2 separate regions of the Homo sapiens genome follow, and region 2 is linked to region 1. Evidence: read pairs that join two places in POLR2A ChIA-PET (ENCODE). Cell type or tissue: PC-9. All regions are shown on one strand. Links, peaks and the distances in the headings refer to the core of each region. The heading gives the core; the rest is flanking DNA. Region 1 overlaps LOC105378669 (a long non-coding RNA gene). Region 2 overlaps TRIT1 (tRNA isopentenyltransferase 1).

What was found. Peaks named below come from ENCODE experiments on the same cell type or tissue, not always from the same donor. Only the 100,000 strongest peaks of a DNase experiment are listed, where the experiment ranks them.
Region 2: POLR2A ChIA-PET joins it to region 1 with 11 read pairs; 4 of 35 experiments call an interaction of 5 or more read pairs at or near these places.

The regions. Positions count from the first base shown.
Region 1 is chr1:40,029,685-40,036,055 of GRCh38, forward strand. All of the region lies in intron 2 of LOC105378669 (a long non-coding RNA gene), which reads right to left. Among named protein-coding and RNA genes, the nearest start is that of CAP1, 7.9 kb to the right of the region's middle. In PC-9, for the core only: a CTCF peak has its summit at 2,801 (motif pointing left); a DNase peak (open chromatin) is centred at 1,197; H3K27ac peaks cover 666 bases.
Region 2 is chr1:39,848,957-39,855,327 of GRCh38, forward strand. TRIT1 (tRNA isopentenyltransferase 1) reads right to left here. Exons shown (of 11, transcript NM_017646.6): 3 at 5,014-5,112; 4 at 3,775-3,920; 5 at 1,163-1,305. Among named protein-coding and RNA genes, the nearest start is that of MYCL-AS1, 31 kb to the right of the region's middle. In PC-9, for the core only: no CTCF peak of the experiment used is centred there; DNase peaks (open chromatin) are centred at 3,565 and 4,115; H3K4me3 peaks cover 320 bases; H3K27ac peaks cover 1,994 bases.

The sequences.
Region 1 (6,371 bases), core at 606-5,605:
AAATCTCATAGACACCTTAAATTGAACATGTCTCATACAGAACTTATCACCTTTTACCATCAACTTCCTCATCCTCTAGTGCTCCCAGTGTCTGTAAGGAAATACTATCCACCCAGCTGCTCAAACCAGAGAACTAAAAGTCCACTTGACTACTCCCTCTCTCTCACATACACACACACACACCCATAAAAGATCAGTCACTAGCTTCCGTCATTTCCACCTCCTAGATCACTCACTCTCAAATCTGTCCACTCCTTTTTTCTTTTTTCTTTCTTTTTTTTTTTGAGACGGAGTTTCTTTCTTGTTGCCCAGGCTGGAGTGCAATGGACAATCTTGGCTCACCACAACCTCTGCCTCCCAAGTTCAAGCGATTCTCCTGCCTCAGCCTCCCGAGTAGCTGGGATGACAGGCATGCACCACCATGCCCAGCTAATTTTTGTATTTTTAGTAGAGACAGGGTTTCTCCTTGCGGATAAAGCTGGTCTCGATCTCCCGACCTCAGGTGATCCGCCCACCTTGGCCTCCCAAAGTGCTGGGATTACAGGCGTGAGCCACCGCGCCCGGCTAAATCTGTCCACTTCTTTTCATCCCTACTGCTGCCACTGCAGTCCAAGCCATCATCATCTCTTGCCTGGACTTCTTCAACAGCTAACTTCTCTGGCCTCCTTGCATTCACTTTGGCCCTTCTTCATGCTATGGCTAGAATGTTCTTGTTCAAACACAAATAGGACCGTGCATGTTCTCAGTTTAAAGTCCTTCAGTGACTTCCCTTGGAATAGATTTCAAAATCTTTAATATAACACACAGGTTGTGCATGATCTGGACCCTGCTATTTATTTTGCCTCAGTCTCATCTCATTTCCTTTTATTCTCTGTGCTCAACCACACTAATCTTTTCTCAATTCCTTGAACCTACCATGCTGTCTCTCACCTTTGGGACTTCATACTTTTCCTCTCTGCTCTATTCTGTTGTCTGGCTAATTCATACTCATCCATCAGATCTCATATTAAATAGCATTTCCTCAGGGCATCCTGCCCTAATCCTTCCAGATTAAATCAGCTCGCCCTGTTATGTGTTTCCTTATACTTCTGAACTTCTGTTTGGCAGCACTTTGCTTATGATTCTTGTAATTATTTAGTACAGTATCTGTTTGGTGTCTGTCTTTGTCACTAGATTGTTAGCTCCAAGATGACAGACTGTGCCTGTTTTATTCACCATTGTATCCACAGTTTTCAGCAGTGCCTGGCATGCAGTTAGATGCTTACTAAATATTTGCGGTCTTAGGGCACAGCGAGGGAAGACTTAAGTAGCACTGGACTTTGGCCACAGGCCAGAACTGTCTGTGACTACACCCACCCCCATGCTCCCCTAAGAAAACTTGTAAGAGTCAGGGGAAATGGAATTACTTTATGATTTCATGTACTGCCTATGGCAACATGATAACATATTCATTATAATTTTACTTATTAGAGTGAACAATTAGAAAAAAAATCCCTAGGGCTGGGCATGGTGGCTCACACCTGTAATCCCAGCACTTTGGGAGGCTGAGGCGAATGGCTCGCTTGAGGCCAAGAGTTCGAGAGCAGCCTGGCCAACATGGTGAAACCCCATCTCTATAAAACATACAAAAATTCGCCAGGCATGGTGGCATGTGCCTGTAATCCCAGCTGCTTGGGAAGCTGAGGCAGGAGAATCGTTTAAACCTGGGAGATGGAGGTTGTAGTGAGCCAAGATAGCACCACTGCACTCCAGCCTGGGTGAAAGAGCAAGACTCTGTCTCAATAATAATAATAATGTAGTGAATCCTTAATTTTCAAGTAAATACATTGCATGGGGCCCTGATACGTAAAATGCATTAAAATGAAGCCAGTCTAGTTAAATGGGGGATGGGACAGAACTTAATCTCTTGGGCCTCCCCAGCTTTTCCTTTCCCTTTCCTTTCCCCATTTTTCTTTCTTTCTTCCCCCACACCTTGAAGGCTTTCCAATCCCTATCTCTGTTCTCTCTTTTAAAGCCAGGGCATCATTTCTATCCCAAGTTTCCATGAGGTACTGCAAATACTTTGTTGTGTTGTTGCTGTTAAACTGGCTCAAGTTGGTTTTCTGTTACTTGTAATTTTATTTTGTTTTGTTTTGTTTTTGAGACAGGGTCTCACTCTGTCACCCAGGCTGGAGTGCAGTGGCATGATCTTGGCTTACTGCACTTCAACCTCCACCTCCCGGGTTCAAACAATTCCCCTCCCACCTCAGCCTCCCGAGTAGCTGGGACTACAGGTGCAAGCCACCATGCCTGGCTAATTTTTTGTATCTTTTGGTAGAGACAGGGTTTCACCTTGATGGCCAGGCTGGTCTCGAACTCCTGACCTCAAGTGATCCGCCAGCCTCAGCCTCCCAATGTGCTGGGATTACAGGCATGAGCCACCATGCCCAGCTTGTTACTTATAATTTAAAAAAAAAACCTTAAACAATACTGTTGCAGCTTATGATTCAGTTATGTAATAGAAAGAACACTGGCTCTGGACTCAGAAAACTCTGGTTTCAAATCTAGGTCCTGACTTTGAACAAGTTAATCATTTTCAACTTCAGTTTTCTAATCTGCAAAGGGGATAATCCTAGCTTTCACCATTAAAAGACAAAACACTAATATGTTAAAAGACCCATTATTGAGCAAGCTCTCAAGAAATGTTAAATAAGTAAGATTAAAGTCTTATTCAGAACCTCCCCTATCCGTCCAACTTGAAGGAATGAATAACTGAATTCAGTGCAGCCAAAATTAGCAAGGCTGCCATCTTGTGGTGACTCACTGGCACATTGTCCAATGTTATTGAGCGGAGTTGAAGCAAGATGTTCTAGAAACTAAAGCTACATAAAAGGATAGCAGACATACCAGAGAGGCATTGGAATAAAGATAATAACTAAGACTGGACTTTTAGGAACTGGCATATGCAGCAGAGAAGTCAGGGAAAGCGACAGAAAGAAGTGGCTGATGAAGGAGAAGCAAATAAATATATAATTGTGCAGTGTATCACTCCAGCCAGAGTTGACTTCCATACTGGAGTTGATAATTAACATGATCTTACTTCTTTTTTTTTTGAGATGGGGGTCTCACTATGTCACCCAGGCTGGGGTGCTGTAGTGTGATCTCGGCTCACTGCAACCTCTGCCTCCTGGGTTCAAGAGATTCTCCTGCCTCAGCCTCCCAAGTAGCTGGGATTACAGGCATGTGCTACCATGCCCAGCTAATTTTTGTATTTTTAGTAGAGATGGGGTTTTGCCATGTTGGCCTGGCTGGTCTCAAACTCCAGACCTCAGGTTATCCACCCACCTCGGGCTCCCAAAGTGCTAGGTTTACAGGAGTGAGCCACCTGTCCCAGCCAGATCTTACTTCTTTTTTCAAGACTTCAGAAGCCATTAACAAATCCAGCCGATACCATTATCCTTTTAATACCATTGCCCCCACGCCACAGCTCAACAGTGCTCCTTCTGGAGGCTCTAGGGGAAAATGTGGCCTTGGTCACATCACTGTGACCTCTGCTTTCATTGTAATATTGCTTCTTCTGAGCTTCGTCTGACTTCTGAGCTTTGTCTGACTTCTGAGCTTCTTGACTCTGACTTTCCTGTTTCCCTCTTTCCCTTACAAGGATCCATGTGATTACATTGGGCCTACCTGGATGGGCCTACCTGGATAATCTAGGATAATCTCCTCATCTCAAGATTCTTAATTTAACCACATTGCAAAGTCCCCTTTCCCATTTATGGTAAGATAGTCACAGGTCCCAAAGATTAGGATGTGCACACCTTTGGAGCACAATAGTTCTGCATACCACAGTGCATTTTTCTCAACTCTACATTCAGTGACATAACCTTGGTAGCTTGCAATTGATTGTAGTGAGAGTATTTACACCACAAAAGTTGCCAATTGCTACAAATCAGGGCTATCTCCCATGGACAGCCTGATGTTAAACTTAACCTGCACCGGTTATGATGGTTAGCTCAGGTAAATGGGTCTATTTTCAAGGTAAAAGAGAAATGTCACTATACAATAGCTTGTAGGATTATGCATATAACCCAAAGAATACTAGGGGTACCTCCTACTTCTTCTAAATCCGGTGCTAAAAATTAATGGAAAATTGTGAAAACATTATACAGGATGGACCACCAAGGTCTCCAATCCCACAAGAAAGAGGGTTTGGTCACCTATAGGAAACTCAGTTATAGCCCCAAACAGAAGCTATATGATTAAGTTCTAGTCAATGAAATGTAAGTGAAATTAATATTTCCCACTTCTAGATCAGGATGTTTAGGACAGTGGCATGCCTTCTTCATGCCTCTTTCTCTTTCCATCTCTATGACACTAGTGAACTGAGGTGCTGGCTGAAGACAAAGAAGATATAGAATGGGTAGTGGATATATGAAGTCAAAGATAACTAAGGCTTTGTGATCAGTTACAGAAAGTTTTTCGCCAAGCCAGTTAAGTATCTACATGTTGTATTGAATTTTCTTCTCCTTTCATTTCCCTTTCTCCCATGAATATATATAGGGTGTGGCACGTTATAGTGGTTAACTTTAAAGTTCAGTCCACATGGTGGCACACGCCTGTAATTCCAGCTACTCGGGAGGCTGAGGCAGGAGAATCGCTTGAAGCTGGGAGGCAGAGGTTACAGTGAGGTGAAATCAAGCCTTAGCACTCCAGCCTGTGTGACAGAGTGAGACTCCATCTCAATAAATAAATAAATAAATAAATAAATAAAGTTCAGTCCATACAGACTATTGAGGCAGGATTATTATGAACTGGAGAAAGAATGAACATGATTCAGAGATCCTGGACTTGTTGCTGGATGAAGTTACTGATGAGGATTTGAGATAATTTCTTTTTGGGGGGTAGAAGGTGAGTATAGTGAGTACAATTTAGGTTATAAAAGGGAGGGTTGTTTCAGTTTGGAGTTTTGTTTTGTTTTTTGAAGTGTAAGTAGAGAAAGAAGGGTGTATTTCGATGTCAGGCAGTCACAAGTGTTTATTATAGTGGACACCTATCATTCTTATTGTACACTCAGAATCTGTAACCCCTTTGTATGTTTGGACAATATCCCAAACATAAGAGACAGAGAGACAAGACAGTGAGCACGCACCTTACACTATCAAAGCTGGCAGTGCTCACTGTCACTTTCCGCGTGTAGCAGACTCAGCCAATTCCATTCTCTTTAATTTGGATTCCCTAACACAAGTAAGTTAGGGAAAGGAGAAAAGCTAACTTGGGTTTGTTAATGAGTGGTTACTGCTATGGATAACTGGGCTTAGGCCCTCTAGGGGCCCTCAAAAACACCGTGAAATGCATCTGTGTTCCTCTCAGGGGCAAACAAGCTGAAGTATTTGCTGTTAGATCTGGCTATGAGACAGGAAGCAGGGTATGCTTTGTGGGTTCCTTAGAAAATGTCAGCTTTCCCATTTCAAACGCTGCACATTCCCCTTCCTCTTTCCTTGTCCCTTAAACCTGATTTGATGGCACTAGGGCTGCAACAGCCAACTTGCAACCACAAGGGTAAGGTGAAGTGAATTGCAGAAATATCAGCTCTGACATTACTGAGCCAGTAAAACTGCCTACCTTCATTTTTCTTGTATGTGAGAAAAACTGACTTTAAAAAGGTGACTACAGTCAAGTTTTCTGTTATCTGTGGGCAAAAGCATTCACATTCGTAACTGATTTATTTGGTCTCATTTACAGCCAAGGGCACAGGCCCAATTTTGCTTTTGTGGGTTTTTTTATTTAAAATTTTTTTCCTTGAGATGAGGTCTCACTATGTTGCTTAGGCTGGTCTTGAACTCTTGGGCTCAAGTGTTCCTACCACCCCAGCCTCCCAGAATGCTGGGAATACAGGCATGAGCCACCACACCTGGCCTAACTTTGAGTCCAAAGGTCGCAATACAGGCCAGGTGCAGTGGCTCATGCCTGTAATCCCAGCACTTTGGGAGGCCAAGGCAGGAGGATTGCTTGAGGCCGGGAGTTCCTGACCAGCCTGGGCAACATAGCAAGATTCCAGCTCTACAAAAAATACAAAAAGTAGCTAGTCATGGTGGCATGTGCCTGTAGTCCCAGGTACTCCTCCGGAGGCTGAGGTGGGAGGATCACTTGAATCCAGGAGTTAAAGGCTGCAGTGAGTTATGATTATACCACTGCACTCCAGCCTGGCTAAGAGCAAGATTCTGTCTTAAAAAAAAAAAAAAAAAAGAAGGCCGGGTACGGTGGCTCACACCTGTAATCCCAGCACTTTGGGAGGCTCAGGCGGGCAGATCACATGGTCAGGAGTTTGAGACCAGCCTGACCAATGTTGTGAAACCCCCCTTCACTAAAAATACAAAAATTAGCCTGGCATG
Region 2 (6,371 bases), core at 658-5,657, 180 kb before region 1:
CTGTAGAGTAAAAGTTTTTGTTTATAAAATTTCATTATTGAAAAATTACCTTTTTTATCAATTTATGGCAGATTAATTTAACAACAGATTGTCACCATTTTAATTATGTTCTTCTACATCTCTATCATTGTGATTTATTGGCCTACAGCAACAGTAACCTTCCTAGAAAGTTTGCATTTATTGAGGACCCGTCATGTGTCAGGCACATTCTGAGCACTATATATGTATTAATTCATCTAATCCTTGATGAAGCTAGGAAATATGTGTTATTACTATTATCTCTATTTTACAGGAGAATTGGGAAACAGAAAGGTAAACTAATTTGTCTTAACAATTCACATAACTAGAAGCTAGTGGAGCAGGAATTTGCTATTAGACAGTCTGCCTCAAGAGCCTGTGCTCTTCAGTGCTACACTCTACTGTTTGTCCACATAATGATGTCATCTTTCCAGGCCTATCATAGGCTACCTTTGCAAACTGGTCTCTGACTCCCCCCAAGATAATATTCGTCATCCCTTCTCTGTGGCCCTACAGCACTCTGAAAATATATCTAGCCCAGCATTTATCACATAAATAATAGACAGACAGATAGTATCTATCTCCTTGTCTGTTGTCCCACTAGACTGGGAATTCCTTAAGGAAAGGCACTGTCTCTTCAACTCTGAAACCGAAGTACCACACAGAATACCCAGCACTTCATTGAATGCTTACTGAATGTTTGCTGGATGAATAAGTTACTACTATCACGGACATAATTATACTTTAGCAACAAAATACCATCAGGCTAGCAAGCTAATTATAAGGCATACTGCTTCTAGAACATTCTAGCCTCCAGCCAACCTTCCACAAGAGACTGCCTTCTTTTTCTCCTTTGGACCTTCCCTGGATGGCAGTCTCTTTCCCATTCCGTCCATCCCATCCCACTCTACCTGTGATGTCTTCTCCTAATGCCAGGGCTATCCTTTCTCCCTTTCCAAACAGATATCTAGGGGAATGGCACTGTGCCTAAGCCAACAAATAATGATAATGATAATAAAATTAATAGCTAATACTTGTTTAGTGTTTATTATGAGCCACCCATGGTTCTCAGCATTTTCTATACAGTAACTTATTACTCCAAGTTCCATCACAGATGGACTCTAGGGCATCAAAGGGCTGTTACCTGCCTGGTCAGCATGAAGCCAAAGGATGCAAGGGTTAGAGAACTTCAGAGGACCTCCAAGGGGACCACCACCTTCTTCCGTATGTTGACGATGGAGAAATTCACTATGAGAGATTCCTGTTTCTTCAAAAACTTGCAAGCTCCTAAGTAATTTAAAAGGGGAGGGAGGGGGCACACCCATAAAAACCAATAGAAAATATTCATTCTCAAGTAAAACAAGGAGAAAGGCTGTTTATTACAGAAAGCCTCTTTCTTGAAAGCCAGTCACGACAGTGTGCACATCTGTAGTCCCAGCTACTCAGGAGGCCAAACTGGGAGGACTGCTTGAGCTCAGGAGTTCAAGACCAACCTAAGCAGCAACAGACCCTGTCTCTTCAAAAAGGGGGCATGCAGAAAGGCTTATTCTCATTTTCACTGCATTAAGTTCCAAAAGACATGAAGGTCTAGGGTTACTCCAGTCCTACAGCTACTCAGAAAAGGGTACTAAAGAAAACTTTAGGTAAAGTAAGAAATAATATTATTTTTCTAAAGATATATAAATTATTCTGAAATCAGTTAAATAGGTTCAGAAACAACAGGTTTCTTCTACACAAACAGAATGGTACTCACTCACTTTCAGATAAACAGTAAAAGAGCTTGTTTGGGACACTTTGTAACAAGCCAACAAGTCTGGTCTGGCTGGCGTGCCTTTCCCACAGTACAAAAGCATGTTGTACATCCAGCTCATCAGCTTTCTTTTTAAATATGTCAAATTAATGAAGAATGCTCCTGGCTAATCCAGTGCTCTACTGGCACAAAGATCACTGAGAAAAGAACTCACATACTTATTCTTAAGCCACCATCCACTTCTGTCCGTATCTATTATGTTATGCAGCACTAGGTAATTTAACTCCCAAATCTACACTCTACCACTCTGGGTGATTGCAACTTATCAGCCTGAAAGTGATCTTTCTCTTCCTGACCCAATTCTACTTCCTGAAACCCTAACGCAAGAGTGTAGACCCCCTTGTCTTTCAGTATCACTGGTTTCTCAAAGAAGATCTATGAGAAAAAATGTAGTAATAGATATCTCACTTATCTGGAGTTAAAATACAGCCTCAAGCCAAAAGAAAGATTAAAAAAAAAGAAAGTCCTCATTCTCTAAATGAGACTCTAGAGCTCTTGCTTAGAACCTATTGACTCTTACTAAGAAAAAATTCTCAAACTCATTACTCGTTTAGACGCAGCAAAATGAGAAGTGATAAGAAAGAACTGATTAGTAAAAGGAGAGAATAAACACCAAGCTCTAGAATCATGTAATAAAACAATATAAAAATGAATGTTTATCATAATGTTCCTAGGTTTAAAAAAAATTGAATGTTTTCTATTAAAGTGTTTAAAATGTTTGGATACTGAAAAGTATAAACTTCATTAATCTAAAACATGCATTCTTAATGAGGTTATACATTGCCTTTAAGGGGGTGAAAAAACTTAGATATTACAATTTGTGCCCCACCCCCCTGCCGTGCAAAGGACAACCCTACCTGAAGAAATCCTTTTCTTGGCTGAGTACTGTGGCTCATGACTATAATCCCAGCACTTCGGTAGGCTGAGGCAGGAGGATCGCTTGAGCCTAGGAGTTTGGAACCAGCCTGGGCAACACAGCAAAACATCTCTAAAAAAAATTAAAAATTTAAAAAACTAGCCAGGTATAGTAGTGCACACCCGTAGTCCCAGCTACTCAGGAGGCCGAGGCAGGAGGACATCTGAGCCCAGGAGGTCAAGGCTGCAGTGAGCCATGATTGTGCCACTGTACTCCAGCCTGGGCAACAAAGTAAGACTCTATCTCTTAAAAAAAAAAAAAAAAAGTAATAATAATAATGAATGTTTTAAATCCTATATTCTAACATTAAGTTTCACTGAGGGGGGTAAAATTAGGAGGAAAAATATCAAATTCATTTGAGTGGAATACTTCACAACCCCTATGAATATGAGATGTTACTTTAATATTTAATCTGTATAACCATCAATAGAACAGGTCCTTCATTAGATGTTCTACTATGCTGGAAGTGGTATCACTCCTAATACTGCAGAAAAATAAACCTAACATGAGGCTGCAATTCCAAAACAACCTAAAAAAACATGACCTTGTGAGTTCATTCACTACCTCTCTTCCCTACCAGATAGTTTCCATGTGCAAAGGTGAGCTGATCTGTGAGACAGTTAATAAAATCCACCTCCCACTGGGAAAGCTGCTGGGGCAGAACACGGCATTGCATAATCAGTTATGAAACCCAAATCACAATGTAAACAAACTGCATGCCAGAAAAAATGTATATGAAAACTGTTATACAAGCAAAGATCAAATAGAAAATGAAGCAACATTATATAGGCCCTAGGGGAAAACGATATTGTACTATGCATTTAAAATGTAACAAAGTAGGCTGCAATTATTTATTGAGGGAGTTGAACTGAAGCAATAACTCAGGGCCTCCCAACCTGCTGAGCTAGAACAACACATCAATCTCCACTAACTGCTATTACCAAATCTCTCTCATCATCTGGGCAAACTGAAGAACTGACTGCTCTCTAGTTGTAAAGGAATTTGGGGTCAGCGCGCCAGGCTTTCTTACCTGGCCACTTTGCGTTTGTCATGTGGATGCAGCTTGGCAGCCATTTCTGGGTCCACCTGGCTTAGGCGTTTGTGAAGTACAAGACCATCCTCCTTTTCAAGCTCCACTTTTCGGTCAATCACTTTCTCAGTGCCCATCTCCTGGGGCTATTAAATGATGGTTTAGAAGTATATTTAATTCAACCAACACTGAGACAGTGTATGTGCCAGGCACTTTGCTAACTGTCAGGAATACAGAATAATCAGAAGATCTTGCCATATAGTGAGAGATCATAAACAGAAAATTCCAATATGCTGTGGTAAGTGCTATGAGGCCACAGCAAACAAAAAAGACAGAAGACTTACAGCATAGGGAAACACCTGGCTATTTGCTTCCCTGTCAGAAGTTCAAACAGGTACCAGGGCTAATATGTCTATTTTAGCATATCCAGGAGTCTAGTCTTCTCAGCAAGGGTGAACAAGGAGACCAGGATTGCCAGTGAATTACAGTTTACACAGTCTTACCCTACATAGTAGCACCTACGTAAATAAGGTCAGTGTTGGACATCTCCCTAATATACATACTGTGCTGCCAGCCAGGAAATACTGAATCAGGCTAATGGCTAACGTACTGGGTTTTTTTTAATATAATTTTTCTAAAGAATTATACATATTTTTTTCTTGAATCGCATCTGTTTTTTTTTTTGAGACAGGGTCTCGCTCTGTTGCCCAGGCTGGAGTACAGTGGCGCAATCTCAGCTCACTGCAACCTCCGCCTCAAGCCTCAAGTGATCCTCCCACCTCAGCCTCCCTAGTAGCTGGGATTACAGGTGCGTGCCACCATGCCTGGCTAATTTTTGTATTTTTAGTAGAGACGGGGTTTAGTAGAGATGGGGTTTCACCATGTTGGCCAGGCTGGTCTCGAACTCCTGACCTCAGGTGAGCCACCCACCTTGGCCTCCCAAAGTGCTGGGATTACAGGTGTGAGCCACCACGCCTGGCCTAATGAACTGTTAATTTATATGGAGATGCTAATTAATCCACACAGCAACATTTTTCCCACACAGAGCCCCTTCCCATAGACCAGCCTGGAGGAACACACTTCACACATGGAGGTGGCATTTGCTTGAGAATATTAAGTAGGAAAATTATAGTTGCTGGGTATAAGAAATAGGCAAGAGTCAACCTTTCTCCCACTGAAATTAGACAGCAAGAAAGAGCAATCCATTTCCTCAGTGAGTTACGAGTGAACTAAACTTACCTTGGTATTGACAAGAACTTTCCAGAGCAGAGATTCAATGTAATAATTGGTTCCTCCCACAACAATAGGAATTTTGTCTCGGGCAAATATATCTTCAATGTGAACATTAAGAAAGATATCACGATATCAAGAGAATCCTGACTCACTTTGGAAGGACACCATTAGCAAGAAACCACATTCATTTATCTGCAGAGCAGAGGAGAAAGGGTGGGAACCAAAATGCGTTGATACCAGCCCTCAGTGTTTCCAACAAATTTCCAGAATCATGTCCAATCAGTTCTGGAGGGACTTGCAGAAACCAGAGACAAATGCATAGTGGTAATTCCTTCCAGTTCTAGAACTTTCTAGGTCTTGCTGCTAAAAGTCAAAGTTTTATTAGTATTCCAAATCAGTTCAATAAGCACAAGCCCAAGGACTCTCACAGAACCAAGTGTCAGCTGCTCAGGAGGCCATCAAGGTGACATCCATTGCATGACTTTGCCTTCTAAGGCAAAACACAAGCTGGTTTCTCTAAGGTTCTTAGACTTAGTCAGTCTCTACCATCATGGAGAGACTATCACATTTTGCCACTTGAGGCTTGACCAAATTAAGTGAGATGCACAGGTTCTGAAGATAAATAGACTTCAATTTCCAGGTTCAGCTCTTGGACAATTACTCAGCCTGTCTGAGTTTCAGTTTTCTCACCTGTAAAAATCCCCATGAGCCTTAAATGTGACAATTCATAGAAATCCCCTATCACAATGCCTAAAAAATAGTAAGCACTCAATTTACTATAGCCACTATTGTTTTTTCATCTCTGCTACTTTAAATTTTTCTCTTTAGAATCTCCGTTGAACAGATAATTATCTGCTTTAAGGCGGCCTTTGCTCCTGAGAATAATTTTTTTTTTTGAGACAGGGTCTCACTCTGTCACCAAGACTGGAGTGTAGTGGCGCGAAAACAGTTCACTGCAGCCTCAACCTCCCAGGGCTCGAGTCATCCTCCCACCTCAGCTCCCGCCACCAAGTAGCTGGGACTACAAGCACATGCCACCACATCTGGCTAATTTTTGTATTTTTTGTAGAGGTAAGGTTTCACGATGTTACTTGCCCAGGCTGATCTTGAACTCCTGAGCTCAAGCAATCCATCCACTGCAGCATCCCAAAGTGCTGAGGTTACAGGCGATAGCCATCGTGCCTGGCCGAAAATAACTTTTTTTAAAAGACTTTCAATATCCAGGTAAATAATCATTTACACATTTCTCCTTGCCAGCCAATCTGCAGGCATAGAGACAGACCACCTCTTTTCTACTAGAATCCCACTAACCCTTAAGCGGCTAAGGCAGGGTGGGAAGAAAGATGTTACCAATCAAGGATCAT